Regions from separate parts of the Homo sapiens genome. Here region 1 is linked to region 2. A link is an interaction called in ENCODE POLR2A ChIA-PET data of the cell type or tissue named here. Cell type or tissue: Panc1. All regions are shown on one strand. Each heading gives the region's core, and the rest is flanking DNA. Links, peaks and the distances in the headings are about the cores only.

The links. Peaks named below come from ENCODE experiments on the same cell type or tissue, not always from the same donor. Only the 100,000 strongest peaks of a DNase experiment are listed, where the experiment ranks them.
Region 1: POLR2A ChIA-PET joins it to region 2 with 24 read pairs; 4 of 35 experiments call an interaction of 5 or more read pairs at or near these places.

Annotation. Positions count from the first base shown.
Region 1 is chr12:12,751,402-12,763,358 of GRCh38, reverse strand. It overlaps a transcript of APOLD1 not described here. Among named protein-coding and RNA genes, the nearest start is that of MIR613, 7.3 kb to the left of the region's middle. In Panc1, for the core only: no CTCF peak of the experiment used is centred there; DNase peaks (open chromatin) are centred at 3,738 and 4,358; H3K4me3 peaks cover 1,154 bases; H3K27ac peaks cover 4,988 bases.
Region 2 is chr12:12,890,707-12,902,663 of GRCh38, reverse strand. GPRC5A (G protein-coupled receptor class C group 5 member A) reads right to left here and starts at 11,102. Exons shown (of 4, transcript NM_003979.4): 1 at 11,000-11,102. In Panc1, for the core only: no CTCF peak of the experiment used is centred there; a DNase peak (open chromatin) is centred at 2,714; H3K4me3 peaks cover 8,000 bases; H3K27ac peaks cover 7,896 bases.

The sequences.
Region 1 (11,957 bases), core at 2,197-10,196, 140 kb after region 2:
CACAGGGTGTCCCGGAACCAATTTTTCTTGGATATGGGGGGATAATTGTACTTAGGAATTGTTAAGAGGGTAGTTTTTAAATGTTCTCGCCGCATACAAAAAAAAATGTGAGGTAATGAATATGTTAATTAGCTTGATTTAGCCATCTCACAATGCACACATATATCTAAACATCATGCTGTGCACAATGAGTATATACAACTTTTATTGTCAATTAAAAATAATTTTTTTTCTTGAGACAGGGTCTTGCTCTGTCACCCAGACTAGAGTGAAATCATGACTCACTGCAGCCTCTGCTTCTCAGGCTCAAGCAATCCTCCCATCTCAGCCTCTGGAGTAGCTGGGACTACTACACCCGGCTTTTAAAATTTTTCTTTTAGAGACAGGGTCTTACTATGTTGCCCAGGCTGGTCTTCAACTCCTGAGATCAAGAAATCCTCTTGCCTCAGCCTCCCAAAGTGCTGGGGTTACAGGTGTGAGCTACGGCGCCCAGGCTAATTGATTTCAAAACCAAAAATACCCTCAAAACATCATGCTAGTCATTCTCTATCTTCATGGGCCATATTTGTCCTTTCTCTCTGGCCAGTGGACCACTTTACTCAGGCTCCCATGCCAAATGTTTCCGAGTGGGTTCAGCCAATCAAAGGTCACTGCAGAGGTCTCTGCAGCAAAATATCAGAGAATAAAAGGAAAAAAGTCAGGGTAAGGCTGGGCGTGGTGGCTCACACCTGTAATCCCAGTACTTTGGGAGGCTGAGGTGGATGGATCACGAGGTCAGGAGTTCAAGACCAGCCTAGCTAACATGGTGAAACCCCATCTCTACTAAAAATACAAAAATTAGCTGGGTGTGGTGGTGCGCGTCTATAATCCCAGCTCCTCGAGAGGCTGAGGCAGGAGAATTGCTTGAACCTGGGAGGCAGAGGTTGCAGTGAGCCGAGATAGTGCCATTGCATTCTAGCTCTGAGTGGCAGAGCAAGACTCCATCTCGGAAAAAAATAAAAAATAAATTAATTAATTTTAAAAAGTCAGGGTATTCCTTCCTTGTTTCCTACCTGCATCAGCTCTGTCTTTTGCAGTGGCTGTCTCCATCCTTAGCTATAACTCCCTGGGTGGCCCTGCCTCCATGGTTCCAAATTTCACTGGGCTCCTACTGTGCTATGCCCTCTCCTTTGTACCTGAGGCCTTAGGAATGGGCATCACTTTCCACCATTGCTAGTCTCTAGGCACTTCACCATCCCTTCTTTGTTTGCTTGGCACCTAACCTCTGTAAGTAAACTCTTCCTTAAAAATGTCTTCATTTGCAGCCTGGGCAACATAGCAAGATCCCACCTCTACAAAAAGAAATTCAAAAAATTAGCCAGGCATGGTGGTGGTGCACACCTGTAGTCCCAGCTACTTGGGAGGCTGGGTCAATAGGATTGCTTAAACTCAGGAGTTGAAGGTTGCAGTGAGCTATGATCACACCACTGCACTTAGGCCTGGGTGACAGAGCAAGACTCTCTCTCTCTCTCTCTCTCTCTCTCTCTCTATACATATACATATATGTATATGTTCATGTATATATATATGTTCATTCAAACCATTTGGGGGTGAGTTCTGTTCCCTTCCAGCACCCTCTCATATACAGACATTTTTCCAAGGTGATACATGTGGCTGTCACTCATTTTAGGGACAGGTCATGATTTGCTAATTCATTCCTTTGTTGATAGACATTTATCATATTTTCAACTGAATTATATATTAGAAACAATGGTGCAGTGAACATCCTTGTGTGTGAGTATGTGTGTGTGTATATGCTTATGAGTATTTCTGTAGGGAAGACTCCTCAAATTGAAATTGCTTGAACAAAAGGCATACATATTTTGAATTTGATAAATATTTTCTTTCCCTACTGAGTAGAGATTAAACAATTTCCTCTCCCTGGAACACACTTACAACTAATGAACAACAAACAAGCTATAGCCATGATAAATAAAAAAGTAAGGCTTTAGTCAAATAAGCATGTTTAGACCATTAATCCAAAAGAAATCATGGATATTTTTAAACCTAAAAATAAAGTAAGTCTTTATAAAGGAGTTTCTGAATCCTACAGCTATTCAGACAACATAATCCTTCAATCAGCTTTATTTCAAGGAAAGAGAACAATTTCTAACTGTTTGAACTAATCTGACCAGCAAAAGTTCCAGTAGTTCCCAAGTGTATTAGATTAAGCACATGATTAAAAATACAATTCAAAGAACACTCTGATGCTAAATTTTAGTGTATGTTCACATAATATATAACTTCTATTCAGGACGCAGACACCAAGATGTTTGCTATCACATTCTAGGTTTAGGTTATAAGGTTTAACATCTCAAAAGCACGAATATGTTCCAAAGAGGCAAGACACATCTTCAATGAGCATTGTATGTAATAATAAGTTTTAAATGATCTAACTTTCCACCAGTAGGGGAATGGTTAAACTTTGGTATATCCTACTATGTACCAAGTTTTAAAATGTGCTTTACTGACTATTAGAGAGGTAGAGTAACTTTCATATGTTGGGGAAGGGGGTTGCCCTTTCAGATCCTTATATGTAAATGATCTATTCATATATTTTGCACATATTTCTATTGATTTGCCTTTTTTCTTATCCACATATAGAAGGTTTACTGTGGTATGGACATAAGGGTTTTGTTTGTTTGGTTGTTTGGTTGTTGGTTGTTTTTTTTTTTTTTTTGAGACAGAGTTTCGCTTTTGTCACCCAGGCTGGAGTGCAATGGCACTATCTCGGCTCACTGCAACCTCTGCCTCCCAGTTTCAAGTGATTCTCCTGCCTCAGCCTCCCAAGTAGCTGGGATTATAGGCGCCCAGAACCACGCCCGGCTAATTTTTTGTATTTTTAGTAAAGACGGGGTTTTGACATGTTGGGCAGGCTGGTCTCGAACTCCTGCCCTCAGGTGATCTGCCCACTTCGGCCTCCCAAACTGCTGGGATTACAGGCGTGAGCCACTGCACCCGGCCAAGGTTTTTGTTTGTTTGTTTGTTTGTTGTGAGACCGGGTCTCACTGTGTCACCCAGGCTGGAGTACAGTGGCACGATCATGGCTCACTGCAGCCTCTGCCTCCCAGGCTCAAGTGATCCTCCCATCTCAGCCTCCTGAGTAACTGGGACTGTGGGTGTGGTGGTTAATTTTTGTATCATTTGTAAAGAGGGGGTTTCGTCATGTTGCCCAGGCTGGTCTCGAACTCCTAGGCTCAAGTGATCCGCCTGCCTTGGCTTCCAAAAGTGCTGGGATGACAGGCATGAGCTGGACACAAGTTTTTTGTTATGTATATAACATGTCTACTTCTATTCAGTTGCTTGTCTTAATTTTTTTCATGGTGTTGTATAGTTCCGACATCATGTAATCAAATTATCAATCTATCAATATGGCTTTTTGCCTTTCTGCCTCTTCTAATAATCATAGACTCTTCTAGGGTTTTAATTTCACTTCTATTAATATTTGCCAATGGTAAGAAGTAGAAATTTAGCATCTTCCTCCAAATGGAAGGCCAATTATCCTAATGTCTTTCCTAGAAGTCCCAGTGAATGTCTTCTCATCTCCCGTTGGCTCTGGCCATGCCCATTTATAAACTAGTCACTCCCAACAGGGTAACTGGATATACTGACGTCAAGGCAGCCCGAGCTGCAGACGGGGTCAGTCCCTTCAACACACTTCAATAAGGCTAAATGAATGAAGAGTAATATCTCAAATAAATTTTGTGAAACTGTCCTTGTAGGAAGTGCGATAAATGCCGGCAGCAGCAACAACAACAACAACAAAAACAGATATCTATTGCATAACCTTATGAATTATCCCATTCCTTATTTCCATCAACATATTTGTCTATTCCTAAGTCAATATCACATCCTACCAAAAGTCAGTGATATACTTTATAGCATCTTGTCATACAAGATAGCAAGGAAGCTAACAAAGACAACTACAGTTCTGCCAAGGGGACACAAGAGGCAATTTTGGCCAAGATGGGACAACTTGAGCTTCATTAAGGATAATAATTACGATAGAATGAAACCCTTCAAAGATATTTAAATCCATGTGTTCATAATGGTTTAAAAAAAACAACTATAGCAGCTCCCCTTTCTCTATGGTTTCCCTTTTCGTTGTTTCAGTTACATTCGGTCAACCACAGTCTGAAAATATTAAATGGACAATTCCAGAAATAAACAATTCATAAGTTTTAAATTGCATGCCATTTGAGTAGCGTGATGAAATCTCGTGCCATCCTGCTCCCTCCCGCACAGGATGTGAGTCCTCCTTTTGTCCAGCTGAACCACACTGTAGGCGCTCCCTGCCCATTAGTCACTTAGTAACCTTCTTGGTTATCAGATTGGCTGTGACGATATCACAGTGCTTGTATTCAAGTCACCCTATTTTACTTCCTAATGGCCCCAAAGTACAAGAATAGTGACTCTGGCAATTCATATATGCCAAAGAGAAGCTGTAAAGTGTTCCCTTTAAATGAAAAGGTGAAGGTTCTCAATAAGGAAAGAAAAGAAATCATATGCCGAGATTGCTAAGATCTGTGGTTAAGAATGACTCTATCGGTGACACTGTGAAGAAGGAAAAAGAAATCATGCTAGTTTTGCTGTTGCATCTCAAACTGCAAAAGTTAAGGCCACAATACGTAAGTGCTTAGTTGAAGTGGAAAAGGCATCACATTTACGGATGGATAAATTGAATGTTTCTGTTCATTCAATAGGAAAGGCAGGAAAAATGCTGGCTCTGTCCCTTTGTTTACCGAGTTTTTGTTTTGATTTGTTTTGTTTTGCTTCTGAGACAGTCTTGCTCTGTTGCTGAGGCTGGAGTGCAGTGGTGCAATCTTGGCTCACTGCAACCTCCGCCTCCCAGGTTCAAGCGATTCTCTTGCCTCAGACTCCTTAATAGCCGGGATTACAGGCATGCACCACCAGGCCCAGGTAATTTTTGTATTTTTAGTACGGACAAGGTTTCACCATGTTGACCAGGCTGGTCTCGAACTCCTGACCTCGTGATCCACCTGCCTCGGGCTCCCAAAGTGCTGGGATTACAGGCATGAGCCACTGCACCCGGCACTTTACCAGTTTTTAAGATAATTGAATTAGTTCAGGCGTGGTGGTTCACACCTGTAATCCCAGCACTTTGGGAGGCCAAGGTGGGCAGATCACGAGGTCAGGAGATGGAGAACATCCTGGCTAACACAGTGAAACCCCGTCTCTACTAAAATTAAAAAAAAAAAGAAAAAAAGCCAGGCATCACGGTGGTGGGTGCCTGTAGTCCCAGCTACTTGGGAGGCTGAGGCAGGAGAATCACTTGAACCCGGGAGGCAGAGGTTGCAGTGAGCCAAGATCGCACCTGGCGACAGAGCAAGACTCTGTCTCAAAAAAAAAAAAAAAAAAAAAGATATTGAATTAGTTGCTTTAGTTGCTTTCCATCCTTCAAAAGTGACCAGTTACAGCAGTTCCCCCTTATCTATGAGGCATATGTTCCAAGACCTTCAGTGGGTGCCTGAAACTACAGATACCAGTGGATACAAGGAAATGCTATAAAACTCAGGAGGGTGTTGCACAACTCTGTAAATAAGCCAAAAGCCATTGAATTGTACCCCTTAAATAAGTGAATTGTATGTTACGTGAATTACCTCTCAATAAAATGATTTTTTTTTTAAAGAAAAAAAAGGCAAGAAAGCGGTTACTTTTGGGAGATGGAAGAGGGTTGAAATTGGATGGGACACATAGAGGGGCTTTCGGGGGTGGCTGACAACGTTCTAGTTCTTGATCTGATTGGCAGTCACAAAGATGTTCTCTTTACAATAATTTATCTCATAGTTTTATGAATCTGTGTTTTATGTTTCAGTTTAAAAAGTTAAGTAAAATGAGTTATTACTTTTTAAAGCATGGGCTGGACTGGTTCTTCAATGTGCCTCTCTGAGCCCTGAGCCTGCTGTCCCAGCTGTCATGCGGGGTTAGCTGAACATTGTGGAATGAGATGGGTGGTCTGTTGTGGTTCAGTGGGCCGATACCCCCAGAGGCAGGTCTGTGGTGAACTTGGGCTCACCAAAAGCATTGTGACTGCCTCAGAACTGAGCTTCAGGCTTCTCCTGGAGACACCTGCAAGATCATGGCCTGAAAACATGAGCCTGAGTCCAATCTCTTCAAATCTCTTTGGAGATGATGGTAAGGGCAAGAGTTATTGGATATTTTTTATAGTTCTTGTTTTGGAGAAGTTTTTCTTCAGTTAAAAAGCAGCTGTAGGCCAGGCACAGTGGCTCACACCTGTAATCCTAGCACTTTGGGAGGCTGAGGCGGGTGGATCACCTAAGGTCAGGAGTTTGAGACTAGCCTGGCCAAAATGGCAAAACCCTGTCTCTACTAAAAATACAAAAATTAGCTGGCCCTGGTGGTGGGCGCCTGTAATCCCAGCTACTCTGGAGACAGAGGCAGGAGAATCACTTGAACCCGGTAGGTGGAGGTTGCAGTGAGCCGAGATCGTGCCATTGCACTCCAGCCTGGGCAATAGAGCAAGACTCTATCTCAAAAAAAAAGAAAAAAAGCAGCTATAGAAAGGAAAAATATTATATGGTTCCACTTATATTAGGTACCTAGACTAGACAACTTTATAGAGACAGAAAGTAGAATAGAGGTTTCCAGGGGACAGGGGAGAAGAGAATAGGAACCTAGTGTTTAATGGGTACAAGCTTCTGTTTGGGATTTTTTAAAAGTTCTAGAAATGGATAGTGGTGATGGTTGCACAACAATGAGAAATTGCTTAAAAGTGGTTAAAACAGTAAAATAATAAATTTATGTTATGTTTACCACAATTTTTTAAAATACAAAAAATCCATAGAGGAAGGAAAGGGAATTCACTATACAATTTACCAAACTGAAAGAAAATGCAAAAATTCTTGAAAAGATTAACCAAATTAAAAGAGATTAAGATGGCCTAGAATTATCCTTAAAAGGTGCCAGCGTTCATAAAGAGGCATGCGGAGCAGCAGATCTGAAGGCTGCTGATGAAAACCCAAACGGGTCTAATTCTGTACTCTACAGTAAAGCAGCTATTCTCGAAAAAGAACTCAAAGAGAAATCTGGAAAAATCGATTGCTGGCATTAACAGAAGGTTAAAAACACAACAACATAAACCAAAATCCATGCAGTCACGTGGGCTTTTTCATCTAACAGAGGATTCTTCAATATGATTCTTCACCCACGGGTCTGCCTTCATCTGACAGTGGATCTTTTCACTTCTCTCCACTCAGAGTCTCCCAGTTGCTACCAGACTTCATTCTTCTGACTTGGATTAGTCAGGGTTCTCCAGAGAAACAGAACTAATAGGATATAGACTTATATAGAGAGAGAAAGGTTTAGTTTAAGGAATTGGCTGACACAATTGTGCCAGGAGCAAGTCTGAAATGTCTAGAGCAGGCTGGCAGGCTAGAAACTCAGGGAAGGATTGACGTTGCAGTTTTTTAGGTTTTATGTTTTTTGTTTGTTTATTTTGAGACAGAGTCTCACTCTTTTGCCCTGGTTAGAGCGCAGTGGCGCAATTTCGGCTCACTGCAACCTCCACCTCTTGGCCTCAAGTGATCCTCCCATCTCAGCCTCTGGAGTAGCTGAGACACAGGCATGTGCCACCACGTCCAGCTAATTTTTTGTATTTTTGGTAGAGATGAAGTTTCTCCATGTTGTCCAGGCTGGTCCTGAACTCCTGAGCTTAAGCAATCCACCTGCCTTGGCCTTGGAAAGTGCTGGGATTACAAGGGTGAGCCACCACGCCCAGCTGATGTTGCAGTTTGGAGTTCTTCATATAATCTGGATACTAATTATTGTGGGTTATATTTGTTACCAATATCTTCTTTCAGATTGTAACTTCTCACTTTTTATGATGCCTTTTAATAAGCAGACATTTTTTCATCTTAATATAACTGAAATTATCAATCTTTTCCTTTACGGTTTGGGTATAGGGCTTCCTTTTGCCCTACGCAAGACCATAAAAATATTATCCTTTTTTTTTGCTAAAAATTGCTGTTCATTTTGAATCCTTCTGTGAAATTTGTTTTTGTTATATGAAGTGAGCTAGGGATCTCATTATATATAACGAATTGTCCCAGCACTACTGATAGACTAATGTATCTTTTTCCTACAGGTATGGAGTGTTGATTTTATACAAATAAAGTTTTCATATATGAGTGAGTCTGTTTCTGAGCTCCCTATTCTGTTCCAAATGTCTAATTATCTATTCTTGCACTTATATCACACTGTTTTAATAACAATAACTTCATTTTTTGTTTTTTTGAGAGAGGGCCTCACTCTGTCGCCCAGACTGGAGTGCAGTGGCTGATCATGGCTCACTGCAGCCTTGAACTCCTGGGCTCAAACGATCCTCCCACCTCAGCCTCCCGAGTAGCTAGGACCACAGGTGTGTGCCACCATGCTTGGCTAATTTTTTTTTTTTTTTTTTTTTGAGAGACAAAGGTCTCACTATGTTTCCCAGGCTGGTCTCAAACTGCTGGCCTCAAGCGATGTTCCCTCCTCAGCCTCTCAAAGTCCTGGGATTACAGGTGTGAGCCACCATGTCCAGCCAATAACTTCATATTAAAGATAGATTTCGGCCAGGCATGGTGACTCACGCCTGTAATCCCAGCACTTTGGGGTGCTCAGGTGGGCAGATCACTGGAGGTCAGGAGTTCAAGACCAGCCTGGACAACATGGTAAAACCCCGTCTCTACTAAAAATACAAAAATTAGCCAGGTAGTCACAGCTACTTGGAGGCTGTGGCAGGAGAATCGCTTCAGCCCAGGAGGCAGAGGTTGCAGTGAGCCGAGATTGTGCCACTGCACTCCAGCCTGGGTGACAGAGCAAGACTCCGTCTCTAAATAAATAAATAAAAATAAAGGTAGATGTCTGGTAGGAAAGGCCCTTCTCTTTTTATTATATTTGATTGGGTCTAACAGAATCCTAAATTAAAAGTTATTGTTGGCCAGGTGTGGTGGCTCATGTTTGTAATCCCAGTGCTTTGGGAGGCTGGGACAATCCCACCACTTTGGGAGGCTGAGTTACTGTCTCTCAAAACTACAAACATTTCATTGCTTCATTGCACTGATGTTTTTTTCTTTTTTTCTTTTTCCTTTTTTTTTTGAGACAGAGTCTCACTCTGTCGCCCATGCTGGAGTGCAGTGGCACAATCTCGGCTCACTGCAGCCTCCACCTCTTGGGTTCGAGTGAGCCTCCTGCCTCAGCCTCCCAAGTAGCTGGGATTACAGGCGCCCAGTTAATTTTTGTATTTTTAGTACAGACAAAGTTTCACCATGTTGGCCAGGCTGGTCTCAAACTCCTGACCTCAGGTGATCCGCCCACCTCAGCCTTCCAAAGCGCTGGGATTACAGGCATGAGCCACCACACCTGACTCACACTGATATTTTTTAATACAATATCACTGATAAGAAGTCTGATTTCAATTTGATTCTCCTTCCTTCTGGTTTTTTCCTCTGGAAGATTTTAAGGCTTTTCTCTTTATCTTTTCTATTCACAAATTTCGTGCTATTTGTAGGGACTTTGTAGTTTCTTTCCATCTCAGAAACTAAGCCTGAGATTAAATAATTCTTCGAATTATTTAAATGCACTGCCTCTCTTCCCTACTCATATTTCTTTCTTTCTGGAACTTTTTTGAGGCAGGGTTTCACTCTGTGGCCCTGGCTGGAGTGCAGTGGTGTGATCCACAGCTCACTGCTACCACCTCGACCTCCTGGGCTCAAACGATCCTCCCACCTCAGCCTCTGGAGTAGCTGGGATTACAGGCACACACCACCATGCCTGGCTAAATTTTTTTTATTATTTTTTTGTAGTGACGTAGTCTCGCCATGTTGCCCAGGCTGGTCTCAAACTCCTAGCCTCAAGCTATCCTTCCTTGGCCTCCCAAAGTTTTGGGATTACGGGCATGAGCCATCACACCCAACCCCCTTCTATTAAATTATTTCAACAATCATTCAAATTTCCACAATATCTAATTTATTCTTATACATATGTATATTACCCTTTCACATTTCTTTAATGATACAAGTCATACTTATTGAAAAGACCTAATCTTCTTGCTGTGTTAATTCATTTTCTCAGATGGAAGTTTTATCGTCTATTGAGTTTCTTGTCTCTCTTTCATGTTAGCCTTCTTTAAAGTTCATCCATTCTTGATTTGTCACTCATCTTTACAGAGGCAATGTCCTTTTAGATGTATGTCACATCTATTTTTTTAGCCTATTGTGAGGGAGGATGGGATGTAGCACTGGTCATACCTTGGTGGCTAGTGTTCCAACGTGAGTGCACCCCCCTCCTCCCAGGTATTGCCAGACACTGGGGGTTGGGCACTGCCTTATCTTATCATCACCCTCCTACCCATTTTTCTTGAGTGGAGATAGATACCACTCATCACTATTACCTGGCTAAACAGATAGAGAAGGGATAGCAAGCAGCAATTGAACCATCTAGATAGTCCTACTGTGGTACCTGAATTAGTCAATCTATTAGTTACCTTTGAACTTCCTGTCACTGCTATCCACCACTTTGGGGCAAGGAGTATTCTTAGTGTCCGCTATATTTTGCAGCAATAGTCTACTGTTCTAGTTTTAACTGTGGCTTACCTCCTTCACCTGATCCTATGTCATTTAGGGATTTGTCATAGTTTCTGGTTCCTGGAAATTTCTTGTTTCCAATGCAGTTGTGATTTTTTTTTTAAATTTTCTCCACTACTTATAGAAATTGGGAGCTACAAGAGATTGTATCATTTTTGTTCAATCCATTATCCTCAAAGTCACCATTTTGTCATGCCTGAGTGATGAGCAAAGAGATAAGTCCAAGAAGTGGTCTGTGGAGGTCAAAATATCACTGTATTCTGATTAAAACTACAGGAGAATATAGCTTAACATGAAAGCCAAATGCTAATACTGAACCACAGTTACATGAACTTAATTAGCCACCCAGGTCCAGCAGCACTGAGTGGGGCACATCTCATCATATGGGTAGCATCCTACCCTGCAAGAAGTAGAACTTGTGCTTTCTTGGGCTTGACTGGCTCCCAAAGAACAAAGAGAAGGAGACTAAGCCAATCATGTTCAGTTTATTATTCTAGAATTTACCAGTCAGATTAAATTACCCTGTCCAAAAACACAGGAGATAAAATCAAGTTCCTTCTTATAGAAGGTCTCTTCTTTCCACTGTAAAAAATTACCACAAATATAGATGCTTAGAAAACAAATTTATTCTCAATAGCTCTTGAGGTCAGAAATCCAAAATCCATTTCATTAGGGGTAAAGTCAAGGTGTCAGAGGGACTGGTTCCTTCTGAAGCCTCTGAGGGGAGAATGTTTTCTTGCCTTTTCAGTTTCTACTGGACTGTATTCCTTGACTTACGGCTTCTTCCTCCATCTCCAAAGCTCATCATTCCAATCTGCTTCTGCCGTCACATCACTTTATTTTACTGACTCTTCCTCTGTCCTTCTTATAGAGATCAATGGATTATATTGGACACACAAGGTAACCTCTCTTATCTCAAGATCCTCAACTTAATCACATCTGCAAAGTTCCTTTTGCCATATAACATACTCACAGATTCTGAGAATTAGGATGTGAACATACTTGGGGGCCCATTATTCAGCCTATCACAGAAGGTAATATCGAGGTTGCCTAAGAGTCACTCCTGGGTGGGCGTGCTGGCTCACGCCTATAGTCCTAGCACTTTGGTAGGCCAAGGTGGGTGGATCATTCGAGGCCAGGAGTTTCAGACCAGCCTGGGTAACATAGCAATGCCTTGTCTCTTCTGAAAATTTAAAAATTAGTGGGGCATGGTTGAACGCCCCTGTAGTCCCAGCTATTTGGGAGGCTAAGGCAAGAGGATCCCTTGAGCTCGGGAGGTAGAAGTTGTAGTGAGCCACATTTACACCACTGCAC
Region 2 (11,957 bases), core at 2,319-10,318:
CAAGAAGCTGAAACTACAAGCGCATGCCACCACACCTGGCTAATTTTTTTAATCTTTATTTTTTTAGAGATGGAGTCTTGCTATGTTCCCCAGGCTGGTCTTGAACTCCTGGCTTCAAAGGATCCTCCCCCTCTCGGCCTCCCAAAGTGCTGGGATTACAGGTGTGAGCCCCCATGTCCAGTCTAGAACGTCTCTCTAAAAGATAAAAACTCCTTCTTAACCACACTTTAATAACTAACAAGAATCCTTTATTATCAACTATCTAGTTAGGATTCATATTTCCCAATTCTCTCACAAATGTCTTTAAAAAAAAAAAACCATCTTAGTCTATTTTTTTTAATCTGGATGACTAATTAGTTTGGAATTATCATTCTTAATTCACCTCTGTTAGCCTCCCCCACCCCATCCCTAAGCTGATAGGGATTGCTCAACAAGTCTAAAATGTTCTGAGTACTTTGAATTTAGTAAGAGGAAAATAAAACTCACTGGAGTTATTAATAAACAAGTCTGCACTGAAAGGGTGCCATGTTGCCCAGAGAATGACCCAGGTAAGGGAAAGACACCAGGGGATTGGAAGAGATGGACAGGGTTCTGAAAAACTGAAAATGATTTCTAGAAAGCAGCATTTGAGAGGGAAAAGAGAAGTGATCAGCATTTAGGAATATGAACTGTCTGGAGCTAGAGAAACAGCCTGGGAGAGGAGCAAAGGGCTAGAGCAGGAAAGAGAAAAGAGAATGAGACTAGCGGTGGTTTGGATATTATTTGTAACCAAAGTCAAAGGACGGGAGATCTAGAGTCCAGCCAACAAAGAACTTGCTCCTATAAAAACCAAATGGACCCCACCCTTCACTTGACGTAGAGGTCCTTTCCTCCAGGATGGTTTTTTTTTTTTTTTTTTTTTGATGCCCAAGTCTGATGAGACACACATCTCATAAATTCTCAGACACTCTCAGCTTTTCCTCCCGTAGCACTTATTACACAACCCAGCCTGTCAGTAAGTCTGTGTCTCCCTCTAGACTCAAAGGCTCTGTGCAGGCGGAGACTGAGTCATTAAACGTTGTCTCTCCCCAGCCACTTGCCTAGCACCTGATGCTCAGTAAGTACCTAACCAGAATAGATGAGGCAGCAAGAGAATGGCGCTCGGTGTGTGGGGTAAGGGGAGTCAGGAGGAGGACGGGCTGCTCGTGAGACAGGGTAGGATGGGCTGTGCCTGGTTTCCTCTCAAGCCCCCAGGCTGCTACCCTTGGTTCTAGCCACCTTTCCTCCCACCCTCCTTCTCATGCAGGCTGCCAAAAATTGCACTTTGGGTCTGAGATTAGGAGCGCCTGGCCATGTCTGAACCCCGCTCCTATCTTAGTGGCCGCAGGTGGCTCCCAGGAAAGCATGAATCCTGAGGTTTTACTGGTAAGCTGGGAGGGATTAACTGGGATCCAGTCATGTGCTCCACCCAGTACTCAGTGACTAAACCCTGCACTTTGGAGGGAGATGGTAATGTTTCAGCATGAGTAGCCTCTGGCCTTGGGCATGAGCAAAGGACTTTGAGTATGAGGACGAGACCCTCTTCACTTATTCCAGCTGCTAACAATTAACACACAGCCATCCAGTAACACAAGGATGCCCACAGCTGAGATCCTGGAATCACTTGTTGCTGTCTTAAACCTTTTTGGAATGAATCTAGGCATGAAAGAAAGGGGTTTTTGGTTCTTTTGTTTGTTTGTTTTTTGGGTTTTTCTGGGTTGTTTTTTTTTTGTTTTTTTTTTTTTTTTTTTTTTGAGACGGAGTTTTTACTCTTGTTGCCCAGGCTGGAGTGCAATGGCATGATCTCAGCTCACTGCAACCACCATCTCCCAGGTTCAAGTGATTCTCCTGCCTCAGCCTCCCGAGTGGCTGGGATTACAGGCATGTGCCACCACACCCGGCTAATTTTGTATTTTTAGTAGAGATGGGGTTTCTCCATGTTGGTCAGGCTGGTCTCGACCTCCCGACCTCAGGCCCGCCTCGGCCTCCCAAAGTGCTGGGATTACAGGCGTGAGCCACTGTGCCCGGCCCCAAAAGAAAGGTTTAGAAAAACCAGTGGGGAAGAGGGAGAGGGAAGGGAAGAATAAGAACAAGAGGAAGAGGGAGGAAAGGAAGAGGAGGGCGAAGTCATTTCTTGGGTCAACTCCAAGCCCTCTGTTCCTCCTCCCCTTTAGGGAGAAGGGGTTTCAGCTGCCAGGCTGTGTGAACAAGTAAGTCACTTGACCTCTCAAAGCCTCCTCTCATCTATAAAATGCAGGACACGCTGCTGAACTACGTGGTCTGAACTCATGTTCAGCTCCACCGTTCACCCACCTGGGGAGCTTCATGTACAAAACTTCCAGATGTCTTTCTTTCTCCCCCTCATCCTCATTCTTGCCCCATCTCCTGTCATTAAAAGAGTATGTGCCACAAACTCCTACCCAAACTAAAAGCCAGGGCTAGAGGTAAGGTTGAAGGGTCTGAAGAAGAGACACAGCAAGGGACTGCCCACCTGAAGGACAAAGCCAGAGGCTCCTGGAGCAGCGCTGACCCTAGACATGGCCTTGACTGACACACAGCACTGACCACTGTGCAGGGAAAAACGTGAACATGTGATGAGTCTCCCGCTTTGGGTTTCTAACCTGAGACTCCTCTTCGCAACCAGAGAGATGGGGAAAGTGTGTAGAGTTGCTTGTGACTAGGCCTGGAAGTTTGCCCATGCTTATTCTACGCAGTCCTTCCCAGAGCATCTGAGAATGAATCATCTGGGGCCCAGAACCTTGCAAAGACAAACTGACTTTGTCTTCCTTCCTATGAGATTTCTCTCATTCTGTCAAAATGTGTCTTCGCGCCAGCCCAGCCCTGAAAATGTGTGACTTTCTAGCATTTTCATTTTTTCTCTATTCTCGAATTGCTACATTCAGTCAGTAGTAATAACAGTCATGATGTAATTATGAGTAAGAATAATGACAGCTACTGTCACCTCCTGAGTCCTATTATGAGTCAGGCACTATGCTGAGTAGTTATGTATTTTTACACATATTCTCTCATTTACATGCTTTTACATCCATTACCTCATTTAACATTCCTACAGCCCATTTTATAGGTGAGAAACCTAACAGAGTGAGGAAGGTACATGTCCAGTGTCACATGGTCAGAAAGAATAGCTCTTTATAAGTAGTCATAATCATAATTCAATCCTCCTTTTCACCTCTAAATCACTGTCATCATCTCTAGAGCTTTTCTCCCTGACCCCAACCTCTCTCCATTTAAACCACCATATATTCAAGCATTGGCTTGCTGAGAAGTCTCCAAAACAAGCAACCCTGGCCGGGGGCAGTAGCTTACGCCTGTAATCCCAGTACTTTGAGAGGCCGAGAGATGGGAGGACCACTCGAGCCCAGGAGTTTGAGACCAACCTGGGCAGCATAGTGAGACCCCCGCTGTACAAAAAGAAATTAAAAATTAGCCGGGTGCTAATTTAGCCAGGATCACACCTGTGATCCCCCTACTCGGAGGGTGAAGCAAGAGGATTGCTTGAGCCCAGGAACTCGAGGCTGCAGTGAACTATGATCATGCCATTGCACTCCAGCCTGGGCAACAGAGTGAGACCCTGTCTCAAAACAAAAAACTAAATAAATAAATATAAAATTGTGGCCACTGCCCTTGGAATGAATAATAATCACACTGACATACAACTAAGAAGTTATGGAATACATTAGGAATGCTGAGGGCACATGGAAAACAGTGACCCATTCTACCTAGTGGGGTTTTAAAATAATTATTTTTAATGTTTAATGCTTTAGGGAAGAAAGCAGGGAGATGAAACATGAAAGATGAACAGGAAATGGTAGGAGATTTTTATGAAGGTAGAAGAGACAGGGCTTTGGGAATGGAAAAGCCCAGGTTAACTCCCAGATTTCTGGCTTAGGCAACTGAGTGGCACCACTGTCAGAGCCTAGAAATACAGGCTTGAAAGGAGAGATGCTAAGTGTAGCTTTGTTGGCTCTTTGATAAATATGCGACCTGCACGTGGAGCTATCCAGGAATAACAAGTCAAAAGACCCAAGTCCTCTTGAGAGTTTCCTCTGAGCCATATATGGTTTCCTTTCTTTTTTCTTTTTTTTTTTCTTTTGAGACAAAGTCTCTCTGTCGCCCAGGCTGGAGTGATGCAATGGCACAATCACAGCTCACGGCAGCTTCGACTTCCTGGGCTCAGGTGATCCTCCTACCTCAGCCTCCTGAATAGCTGGGACAGGTGCGCACCACCACATCTAGCTACTTTTTGTATTTTTTGTAGAGGTGGGGTCTCGCTATGTTGCCCAGGCAGCTCTTCAACTCCTGAGGCTCAGGTGATCTGCCCGCCTCGGCCTCCCAAAGTACTGGGATTACAGGCACAAGCCACTGCTCCTGGCCATATATGGTGTTATTTAATCCTCACAACAACCCTATTATTATGCCTTCCTTTAACAGCTGAGGAAACTGAGGCACAGAGAAATTACATAACTTGCCCAAGATTACATGACTCTTAAAAGCCAGGCTCCTTGACACTGGGTTGTGCTGTCTCTGCACCGTGGGCATATGGGTTGGTGCTCAGGAGAGGTTTGGGCTGTAAGCACAGACTGGCAGTCATCACCTAGAGTGGTATCTGAAGCCTCAAGAGGAGACAAGATCACATGGGAAGCCAAGGACAGAACCATGTGGAGCACCATCTCATCTAGGTAGGAGTCCGCAAAGGAGGTTAAAAAGAAATTATCGGCCGGGCGCAGTGGCTCACACCTGTGAGCCCAGAACTTTGGGAGGCCGAGGCGGGTAGATCACCTGAGGTCAGGCGTTAAGAGACCAGCCTGGCCAGCATGGTGAAACTCCATCTCTACTACAAATACAAAAATGAACCAGGCATGGTGGCTCACGCCTGTAGTCCCAGCTACTCAGAAGGCTGAGGCACAAAAACCGCTTGAACCCAGGAGGCAGAGGCTGCAATGAGCTGAGATCACGCCACTACACTCCAGCCTAGGCAACAGAGTGAGACATGGTCTCAAAAAAAAAAAAAAAAAGAAGCGTATTCGCTCCTTTTTGTCTGTCACGGCAGATCCAGCCCCAGTTTGAGCTTCAAGGCCTTTCTCCAATTAGTCCTCCCACCTATCTCCTCCTTCCTCCCTAACTCCCGTCTCCACCTCCGTGCAAGGCAAGCAAATCTTCCTAGAGTTCTGTATTTTCCATCTGGAAGGGAATTTGGGTTCATTTAAGGTCTTCTCATGCTCTTTGCCTCAACACATGAATTATTCTCCTAACCAGAAAGATCCTCTCCCTCCTATTTATGATCCACTTACCATATTTCTGCAAAACTTTGCCCAAGATTTAACCTCTATCATGAGTTTTTTAAATTATTATCATTATTACTATTAATCCTATGGCCTTTTTTTTTTTTTTTTTTTTAAGACAGGGTCTTGCTCTGTACTCCAGCCTGGGAGTACAGTGGCATGATCTCAGCTCACTGCAGCCTCTGCCTCTCAGGTTAAAGCGATTCTTGTGCCTCAGCCTCCTAAGTAGCTTGGATTACAAGCATGCGCCACCACATCCAGCTAATTATTATATTTTTAGTAGACGCAGGGTTTTGCTATGTTGGCCAAGCTGGTCTCGAACTCCTGGGCTCAAGTGATCCACCTACCTCAGCCTCTCACAGTGCTAGGATTACAGGCGTAAGCCATCACACCTGGACTTGAAATCCTATTGCACTCTAAATGTGTCGATCTCTTCATGGTTTTTACAATTAAATATTTCTTGGCACTCAAGTTTTTCCATATCTTTGTTATATATTACAAATTAATATCACTGCTGAGCTGCCTATCAGACAACAAGCTTCTTTGTGGCATCTATCTCCTAGGAAGATAGGAAGGTGGCGTGAGGCACCGTGCCTGGCCAGACAACAAGCTTCTTAAGAAAATAGAGCAAACTTCTATTTGTTGGTATCCCCCTTACTCTGTACTCTACACAGTGATTGCTGAGCAAATGCTTTGGACTAAGACTGAGTGCTGAATATTTACCCAAAGCAAGTTATTTATTGGCAAGTGTGAGTAATGGGGAGGAAAATTTTTTGGAGATGAATATGTGCTGATGTTAATCCTCGTATTTCTACCCAGGCTGAGTTCTTCTAAGGGAGAAGTCCTACAGAAATCCCTCTGCCCTTGATAAAGGATTATTTATAAATGCAAAGCGTCTACAGGGAAATCTCCAGGATCCCCTATTCTGGGTAGCCATCCCAACTCTGATGACATAAAAGTGATGAATCATGGCAATAACTTATGAATAACATCTGAATAACATCACTGAATTGAGTTTCTATGCAATAATGAGAGAAAATAAGTCATCATAGCACCACAGGCAGATCAAAACAAGTATAACCACGGTGTTCATCCCAATTTCTACACTTCCAGATAGTTCCCTGGGCGTATTACCATCTTCCTGTTACTCTAAACGAAACATGTAGACTTGATTAATGTGAATATAAAATGAAATACTGGAAATCATCTTTTTAAATAAAGCTTAATATTTGAGTGAAGCTTCTAAATCTCTTATGCCCGAATTCAAAGAAATGAAATTTCCAGAAAATAGGAAAATAAAGTGAAGTCCTCTACTAGTATACTATCCTTTTTTTTTTTTTTTTTTTTTGTGAGACAGAGTCTCACTATGTTGCCCAGGCTGGAGTGCAGTGGCGTGATCTCGGCTCACTGCAAGCTCCACCTCCTGGGTTCACACCATTCTCCTGCCTCAGCCTCCCGAGTAGCTGGGACTACAGGCACCCACCACCACGCCCGGCTAATTTTTTTTTTTTTTTTTTTTTTGTATTTTTAGTAGAGACAGAGTTTCACTGTGTTAGTCAGGATGGTCTTGAACTCCTGACCTCGTGATCTGCCCGCCTCAGCCTCCCAAAGTGCTGGGATTACAGGTGTGAGCCACCGCGCCGGCCCTCTACTAGTATACTATCTTAAGGCTCTCAAAGATCCCTTCATTTAAATATCTTATTCTGATACATAAGGGTAATATTCACTGGATCCAACAAGTTCAAAGCTAAACTGATCACCTCTCCTTACAAGCCTATCTTTCAAAGCCCTGAGAATGGCACTACCATCTACTCAGTTGCTAGTAGATCTAAAAATATGATATGATATATACTGTCTAATGCAGAAGGAGATGGAGACAACCAAACCATATAGCCTAAAATTAGATGACAATAACAAGTAACTATTATTACAAGAAATGTAAATGGTAACTATTTTGAAAAAAAAAAAGACTAAACTATATCATACCTAGAAGAACCTAACCTAAAACAAAAAGATACACAAGAGTTAAAAGCAAAAGAACAGAAAGAAATGAAAATAAAAAGAAATACTAACATAATATTTATTTAACAAGTATTATGTGTCAGACACAAAGTTAAGTAAGTTGTTCAAGGTAAAATAATTAAGTAGAAGTTAAGGTTTTAATATCATACAAAGTTGTAATCAAAGCAAAAAGATATTATATTGACCAAAAGGCTTGTTTTATAATAATTAGGGATGCTCTACACTGAAGATAAAACCATCCTGGGCCGGGCACGGTGGCTCACGCCTGTAATCCCAGCACTTTGGGAGGCTGAGGCGGGCAGATCACGAGGTCAGGAGATCAAGACCATCCTGGCTAACACGGTGAAACCCTGTCTCTGCTAAAAATACAAAAAATTAGCCGGGCATGGTGGCGGGCACCTGTAGTCCCAGCTACTCAAGAGGCTGAGGCAGGAGAATGGCGTGAACCCGGGAGGCAGAGCTTGCAGTGAGCCGTGATCGCACCACTGCACCCCAGCCTGGGTGACAGAGCGAGACTCTGTCTCAAAAAAAAAAAAAAAAAAAAAAAACCATCCTAGACTTTTATGCACCAACTAATATAGCACCAAAATACGTAAAACAAAAAGTACTGAAGGCTGGGTACAGAGGCTTACACCTATAATCCCAGCACTTTGGGAAGTGAAGGCAGGAAGATTGCTTGAGCCCAGGAGTTTGAGTCAAGCCTAGGCTACATGGCAAAACCCCATCTCTACAAAAAATTTAAAAATTAGCCAGGTGTAGTGGTGGGTGCCTGTAGACCCAGCTACTCAAGAGTCTGAGGCAAGAGGATCACTTGAGCTTGGGAGGTGGAGGTTACAGTCAGCCAAGATTGTGCCACTGCACTCCAGCCAGGGCAACAGAGCAAGACCCTGTCTCAAAATAAATAAATAACTGCTGAAAATACAAGGAGAACCCAAAGGCAATACTATAGTTGCATGAGACTTTCATACTTCTTTACCAGTCCTTGGCAGATAAAATATACAATATGAATAAGAACATGGTAAAATTGTGTAAATGTTCTATGGATACTTAAATAGAAATATTCTCTATCTTCATATCTTATTAGATCTCCATTACTAATCATATAATTCAGATCCTCTATATCAGTGATCAGCATAGATTTTCTATAAAGGGCCAGGTTATAAGCAATTTAAGACTCTGCAAGCCACACATTTGTAGCATGAAAGCAGCATAGATGATACATAAACATATGAGCATTGCTGTGTTTTAGTAAAATAGTGGATTACAGGTTGTGGCTCATGCCTATGATCCCAGCACTTTGGGAGGCCGAGGCAGGCAGATCACCTGAGGTCAGGAGTTTGAGACCAGTCTGGCCAACATGGTGAAACCCTGTCTCTACTAAAAATACAAAAATTACCCAGGCGTGGTAGCGGGCGCCTGTAATCCCAGCTACTTGGGAGCCTGAGGCAGGAGAATGGCTTGAAACCTTGAAACCGGGAGGCAGAGGTTTCAGTGAGCCGAGATCACGTCACTGCGCTCCAGCCTGGGCAAGAGCGAGACTCCATCTCAAAAAAACGAAAACAAAAACAAAACAAAACAAAACAAAAATCACTTTATTTACAGAAAGAGGCTATAGGCCATATTTGGTCCATGGACCATAGTTTGCCATCTCTACTCTATTATGATTGCTTAATAGGAACTATGGTCCATGGTCCAAATGGAACATTTGCCAAAAATGAGCATATTTAGAATACAAAGACAAATCTGGAATTAGAAAATAAGAAATGTGCAGACCATATAGTCTGACCACAGTGCAATAAAAATGAGAATAAAAGAAGCAAACACCCTGAACTACTCAGGAAGTCAAAGATTCCTCAAGCAAAAATACTCCTCAATTTATTGTTTACTATACCACCATATTAATTCCTCAGCTTAATCTTGGGACTTTAAATAGTAGTGGACCCAGAATGAGAAGAATAAAATCACGCCGTCAAAATTGTTCTTCATACCCTGTTGTCTTCGATTACCATTCAAGACTAGAATACAAAAAAGCCAGTTCTAAAGGGAACTTCCAAGGCGACGTGTGCAGATGGAGAGGGGCCAGAATCGAAACACAGGAGGGGAAACTGGGGGCCTCCCCAAGACCCCTATGAGGAACTCAGGCCCAGCCCCTTGCCTGATCACAGTTCCATGTTCCTGCGGAGCTGGGAGGAGAAATCAGTCTTCCTGACTCAAGGTTGAGAGCTCTTCCCGGGAAACCAAAGGGTTCTGCTCATTCCATTCTGCCCTTGAGGCACTCACCTCTCCACGCCCTTGGAGAGGTCCCTTGTTTCCCACGTAGCGCCTCTCCCGGCCCTTCCTTCCCCTCATTCCTTCCCTCACCTAGCAGACACCGGCATGCAAACCTGGAGGGTGTGTGCCCCCTCCGCCCTCACCCCTCCCGTGGTCCCTAGCCCATTGTGTCTGAAGTAGCTGAAGTGTTCCCCTTCAGGAATGAACCCACAGCAGTGGCTGATTCGGCCGAACCCTTCAACAGGTGTGGTGTTTACACAAGCCTCTGAGGAGACAATCAGGAATGGAAAGAAGTCAGGAATGGAAAGTCCTTCAAATTCCTTGATTCTGAGCAGGTTTCAGCTGTTAGCTAGCCTTTCCCATGGATGTTTAAAGCTATCTGTGGCCGGGCGCGGGGGCTCACACCTGTAATCCCAGCACTTTGGGAGGCTGAGGCGGGCAGATCACCTTAGGTCGGGAGTTTGAGACCAACCTGACCAACATGGGGAAACCCCGTCTCTACTAAAAATACAAAATTAACCAGGAGTGGTGGTGCATGCCTGTAATCCCAGCTACTCGGGAGTCTGAGGCAGGAGAATCGCTTGAACCCGGGAGGTGGAGGTCGCGGTGAGCTGAGATCGCAACATTGTACTCCAGCCTGGGCAACAAGAGTGAAACTCCATCTCAAAAAATAAAATAAAGCTATTTGCCAGCCTTCCCCATGGATGTTTAAGGGACCAGATGGAACAGCATCTATGCTATTCCCAAATCCTATCCATAAAGTCGGTAGTGGAAGGTGCACTCTCAGCGCACATTCAACTTTCATCTGTCCCAGGTTTCTGAGCAACTCAAGGCACACCAGAGTGGAACTGACCGCCCACACATCAAGAGAAAAGGGATGGGCTTCTAGATCTAATTCCCAAAACTCAGAAGGGCTTTTTGCAGCATCTGGGTAAAATAGTAGCTGTCACCGTGTCCTCCCTCCTGCCCCTGCCCCTTGTTTCCCACTCCCCCTCCACTCCCAGTACCTTCGGGTCCTCTGAGATCTTTCTCCCTCTATTCTTTTCCTGCAGAGTGATCCCAGAGCTGCTCACCTCCTGCCTGGCCGGATTCCATCTACTCAAAGTTTGTAGAATGTGTCCGAGCAGAAACTATTACCCTGATTATCTCTTTGCTCTCTGCCTCTATCTTAGCCTAGGAAACCCGCAAAGGGGAAAAAAAAAAAAAAAAATCTGAGTTGTTAAACTAGAGGAACTGTTTCCTAGGGAATTTTTTTCTCATAGCCAACTGTATTCCATTACCAGGATTTCTCTCCTCTTCTATCCCACCCCTCCCAACGCCCCGCTCTCCCCAGACGATTTAAATCCGGAGGCCCCAGCGCTCTGGGCTCCTGGCGCCTCACTTACCCTAGTGCCAAGGCGTTGGCCGTGAACTTGGTGCTGCTTCCCGCGCGCAAGAGGGCAGCAGGCGAGCTCCTCAGTGCTGGGGGAGACCTTGGACAGCTATCCCGCCCTCGCACTCTGAGCAGTTGTTATAAAGGCGGCCCTCGCCGGAGGGAGGGAACGAGCGAGGGGTGAGCAGAGGGACAAGGAGGGGGAGGGTCGAGGGAGAGGACACGCCTATTCCAGTTCCACGGCACTTCATGCTGTTATGAAAATAAAGTCCCCGTGCCAGGGAATGACCCAAAAACCGTCTGACGTCAGAGGCACAGTCACCCCTGGAAGCTGGGCGGGGGTGACCACCCGGCCCTGCCCAGCGCATCGGACTCCTCCGAGACGTGCTCACGCGCTGGTCCCAGGGCGCCGGCTACGAGAGGGGAGCCGGAGCAGACCAGCTCCTTACGGGCCCCGCCAGCTGTCACCTCCCGGGGGAGCCACACCCGCCTCCCCGCAGGCACTCGGGTCCACCCGGGGCAAGGGCCCAGCCCGCGAGATTGCAGCAGCTCCGCCGTCAAGTCCAGCGGGACAAGCCAGCCTTCCTCCACTTTCTTTGACCTTAGCTTAGCCTTTCTCTCCATCACTCTCCCCCAGCCACTGCCGTATGGGAAGCCAGGCTTCAGAAAAAGGAGGCAGCCACCTTCTCAGGGCTCCCCAGCCAAAGCCACGTGAAAGCCAAGGAAAACTTCCCCCACCAGGTCCGTAGTTAGCTCAGCAGCTCCACCTGTCAGAGTCTAGACAGGCACCATTAGTGCTGCCCTGGGGCTGAGAGATCAGTATCTCTCCTTTCCTAACTGCCTCTCCTAAAGCCTCGACAATGCAGGCTGATTGAACGGGGGCGCCAGATGAAATTATGAAATGAAGGAATTTGCTTTGGTGCCTGGTTTCCCCTCCCTCCACTGCCCACTCCTCTTCCAGGATCAAGCCA